Linked DNA regions of Mus musculus: region 2 is linked to region 1. The links are chromatin loops, found by intact Hi-C in ENCODE. Cell type or tissue: left cerebral cortex. All regions are shown on one strand.

The links. Hi-C counts contacts between places; a loop is a spot of excess contacts. Peaks named below come from ENCODE experiments on the same cell type or tissue, not always from the same donor. Only the 100,000 strongest peaks of a DNase experiment are listed, where the experiment ranks them.
Region 2: it touches region 1 in a loop (2.9-fold over the local background); 1 of 42 quality-filtered maps calls a loop at or near these places.

Annotation. Positions count from the first base shown.
Region 1 is chr2:160,577,933-160,580,432 of GRCm38, forward strand. All of the region lies in intron 1 of Gm14221 (a long non-coding RNA gene), which reads right to left. Among named protein-coding and RNA genes, the nearest start is that of Gm14221, 1.6 kb to the right of the region's middle. In left cerebral cortex, a CTCF peak has its summit at 963 (motif pointing left); a DNase peak (open chromatin) is centred at 958.
Region 2 is chr2:159,442,598-159,445,097 of GRCm38, forward strand. No RefSeq gene overlaps it. Among named protein-coding and RNA genes, the nearest start is that of Gm25090, 300 kb to the left of the region's middle. In left cerebral cortex, a CTCF peak has its summit at 1,163; a DNase peak (open chromatin) is centred at 1,176.

The DNA.
Region 1 (2,500 bases):
TCTTTGGGCAAAGGAGTAGTGCCCCGGGGGCCCATGATGTTTCAGAGACCCATGAAAATGTTTTGATTTCCTTCAAAATCCGGAAGAAATGAACCTTGAAAATAGACAAAAATGTACTTTTTTTTTCTCATCGGAAACAAATGGAATGTTCAGAGCCCCCCTGAAAATCTGTCCTCAGAGGAGTCTCACAGACAGTAGCTACTATCCCTGGCCACAAATGTCCTAAGGTGATTCTGACCCTAGAGGAGCCACCCCTACTCTTCCGGTCAGACAGAGATCACTTTCACTTCCACCTGTGAGGGCAGGAGCCCCTCACAGTCCTGCACAGAGCAGCCAGGACAGTCTGTGGAAAAAAAAACTCCCAGCGCAGGTGTATAAACCTGAGGGAGAGGGAGGGCCATGTCACAGGCCCTCCCCTCTACTCAGTGAGCTTCCTTACTCTCCAACCTCCTACCCATCTTTCAAACCTGCCTCCCCTAAGAGAAACTGAGGCACACACCTACATACCCATCCCATTGGAATCTCTAGTGACTCTTCCCTCCAGAACTGTAATCCCACAATGCACACAATCCATTTTCAGTCACAGCCAGCATGGGGCCCTCCTCTGGCTCACTCCATCCCTAGAATCCTTCCATCCCAAGTGCCCTTGGAAGTCCAGTGATCCTACCCAGCCCCTCCCCTTCTGACAGCTGGGAGTGTAGAAGTGGCAGAGAACAGGTGAGTTGAGCTGTAAGCCTTCACCAGCAACATCCCATACAGGGAGTCAAATTCAGAGACGTGGTCCAAGGACCAAAAGAGCTGGTTCAGTCTTTTTCTGTGATCACACACCCATTTTTGTACCTCAGTTTCCCTGTCTGTTAAGCTTGCTTCTGGCTAAGGTCTCTAAAATGAGTCTCCCAAGTAACTGCGAAGCTTCCTCCATCAGCGCAGACAGAATTGCCAACGCAGTGGGAGAGCGCCACCTACTGGCTCCCAGGCCGCCTGAAGAACCGTACCACGAAGGACCAAACCACAGAACCGACCTTCAAAGGCAGGGATACTTTGTCTCCACATAGTCACAGTATCCTCCTTCTTCTTGAGGTCTGAAAAGGGACTCCTTCAGCAAAGCAGCTTCCGCCGTACTATCTACCCCCTACCCCCAAAGACCCCAGGAAAACCATGAGCCCCGTGGCATCCTGCCCCTGTGCCTTGACCATCACCAGGATAGCTCCCCTCACACTAGGCGGAGGGCTGGAAGGGTGGCGAGGGCGGAGGGGGTGGGGGGAGACAATGATCCCTATTGTGACTAAATTTCCCCCTGAAGATCTCATTCAAGATGTTAGAGTGAGCGATCATAAAAGGAATTAATAGTTGATTCGCTGTATAATTTCCTAGTTCAATATACTTTAGTGCAGAGACTAAATGAGCCGTCCCGGCCGTTCGGTGGGGCCAGATAGCGACTTTATCGCTGGGATCTCAGGCTGAGGAATAAAAGCAATTCTTCTGAAGTAATTGCGTCTAATTAAAAGAAACATTTAAAAAGTGTAACCAAAAGGAATTCATTTCAAATGGAAAATTAATGCTGAAAAATAGCCCTGAGCTCTCTTGTCGCAGCTAATAGCCAGGCAGCCGCAGAATAATTAAACTGTTTTTGAAATGTCGATACCATCCTCCTCGGGAGAAGATGGGCACCACTGAGCACGCTGTGGCCATCAGCAAGGAGCCAGCCAGGGACTTGAGGTCAGAACCTAGCTACCAGGCTGGATAAAAAAAAGAGGGGAGGGGACCACCGGGACCAGGCTGGAAGAGGTGGGTGCTGTGACCCTTAATGAGGAATAGCCACTCCCCGGGGACCTGAGTATCTCACCGAATATCCCAAACAATCCTACAAGTCTGGTTAGTTATAATTATATTGTGATAATTCAAAGGTAGATTCCTCAGGACCTCAGGCACCTAGCCCAAGATCACAGCAAATCTCAGCAGATTCAATATTCAAACTTAAGCCTGCCTAGCTTTGCCCTTCACGTCAATTCCAAGGCCCTGAAGTTAGGTGTCAAAAAAGGCTGTGGGCTTTCAAATATTGTGGTCGCCGGTCCTGTCTATGAGGAGCATCACCTGGTTCCCGTCTGCAAGGCTTTGAAAAATCCACCTCTCGACTCCATTCCCAAAGATTCCAGCTTCGTTGGTCTAGACACTGGACCGGTGACACTGTTCTCAACCTGCAGGTCATAACCCCTTTGGCAACCCTCTATCTCAAAAAAAAAAATTACAATTCGTAAGAGTAGCAAAAATACAATTATGAATTAGCAACTAAAATTATTTTATGACTGGGAGGTCACTACGACATAACAGACTGTATTAAAGAGTCACAGTATAAGGAAGGTTGAGGACCATGGCTCTAGAGGAAGCCTGGGCAATGTAGGCGACTGACCCTTGCAGGGCTAGAAACATGATCTAGTCCTTAAGCTGCCCACCCTCCACACCTCGTGAGCCAGCTGCACTGAAATCCCTCTGCCCACCT
Region 2 (2,500 bases), 1.1 Mb before region 1:
CTCCATGCTGGTGTCCTCCACAAATGACAGTTTGGGATGCCCTGACACTGCTTGGAAAATGACTGCTCAATTCCAAACTGGTCTGAAATAAAAAAAAGGGAATGGATCACTGGGATAAATCAGATATGGGTGAACTTATCAAAGTTCAATAAACATAAAAGTGATGAATTTTGAAGTCACATAATTAACTCAGGATTACATGAGCAATAACTGAGTAATTACGCCTTTAATAATGCATTAAACTTGTCAGGAATACTTACTCATTCTGTTCAAATTTTTTAACAAGATCGCCTATAGCAAGTGACTGTAATTAGATATTGCCTCAGAAAACATCGACAGCTCCTAATTGATACCTTTTATTATAAAGCTGGATGCCAAACATTGCTGCTGAGTGGATTAAGGAATAATATGAGATGTGTTAGGATCTTAGTACCTGCTTGCAGGGATTTCATGCAAGTGGGGGAAAATAACTCTCCAATCCGGCCTGTCAATCACATCATAAAGTTGGTTCAAGTTTGCATTGGTTTGCTTTAAATTACAGCCTGACAGCGACTGCTATTGCCAGGGCTGTCAGGAAAAGAAAATAGGGGCAGAGGGGGTCGGGAATGGAGACAGGACGTCCTCCTGCCTTCTGTTTTTCTGTGGATGGTCAGGAGAGGTGGGCTTGGGAGAACATAGATATCAAAATGAGGCCTGCCTGTGGTGTGGGAAAGGAGGCTGTTTATACCTTCTGATGAGAGAGACAGACAGACAGACAGACAGACAGAGAGTGAGACAGAGAGAGAGAGAGAGAGAGAGAGAGAGAGAGAGAAAGGGAGAGAGAGGGAGGGAGGGAGGGAGGGAGGGAGGGAGGGAGGCAGGGAGGGAGGGAGGGAGGGAGAGAGAGGTGTTTCCCCTCACTTCAAGGCTGATCTTCACAGCTTCTGTTGTAGTTTTTGTTTTTGTATTTTCTCTATAGCTATTTGGGACAGAACTCTAACCTTCTCTTGAGGGTGACACAAAAGTTCCCCACTATCTGCCCATCCTCTAAGGTATCATCATTGTATGTTTTAACCTAGAACTCCTGTTAGAGGAGAAATTGAGACTCCTTAAACCTCTGCCCCTGAAGAAATAAAAAGAAGGCAAGCGTTTGCACAAAAGAGCATTTTTTCAAAGGCCGGTAGGAGGCGCTTCTGATGAGAGGAGCCTTTGTGTGGCTAGAGCTCTGCTCGGGCTAGTAGCTTCAGTGCTCTCCTCTGCAAAATGGTCTTTTTGATGGGTGCAAGGTCAGATACGCCAGGCAAGGAAATGAAGGATGTGGAGCTGTCGCAGTGATGGCGCAATTGGATGCCGTACAAGATGGGGAGCTGCTGAGTTAAATACTTTCTGTCCTTATACTTTGGCAAAAATATCTTCAAAATGAAAATGTGTGATATTCACGAGATGGGAAGACATGAAAACATAAGAGAGAGCTTAATTTAATTATTATTGCAGGTGCTGGGTGTGGAATAACTATGTCGGGTGAGTATTAGCAGAGACATGTGACTCATAAGCTGATATTTCTTACAGAAGATTGATTTACTCTTTTCACTTCTCAGCAAAAACCACTAACGATATTGACACCCTTAAAATTTCCCCATGACTTTGGTCCTATTGGAAACAATAGCCTAGGTGGTTAAAATATAAATGGAATTTATTCAGAACGGGTATGTATTTTCATATATTCACATTTCATGTCAGCTGAAAGTCTCACCGAAGTTAATGTTGAGAATATAAAAAATATGTAAAATGTAAAAACCAAGACAATTACCTGTTTTCAGAAAAAAACCCATATCCTCTGAAATGCTAAAAACTATTAAAAACAAGAGGCAAATATTTATATAAAGGTTTTAAGCATTCATTTTATCATTGCCTTTCATTATTTTTGAGAATTTCATACATGGCTACTATTACTCTGTTTATATCAATTTTAATCCACAGTTTATCCTCTTCAGCATCTTCCTGTCCCCAAACTTCCTCTCAGCTTTATGATCTCTTATTTAATTAATACTGTTGCCTGTATATGAACATATATGTATTTATGAGTGCATCATGCCGACTCCATCTCGTCTCACTTCTATGTATATAGGTTTAGAAATGGCCCTCACAGCAGGTACAATTAAAAGCTTACTTATAAAGACAAAATACAAACAAAAATTAAAATGAGATTGTATCCATGACTTAAATTCACAAACATTTAAATTTTAAACGTTTAAATTTAAATAAAAATTTTATAGAAAAATCAGTTTAAATTCACAACTCCAGGACACATCCAGGTGTCAGTGTGACAAGGTAGAAACGTGCAGGGTCTGTCTAGACTTGCGTATGTTCAAATGCACGGCTTAACATTGCAGCATGTCCTGTAGCTGCTCTGTGGGACTGTTGTGAATGCCGAGCTGATTTGTGAATAACTTGAGAACTCTAAATTGGACCAGGAAAAGAAGCCGGGACGTGGATGCTCATCACCAATAGAAAATGATTC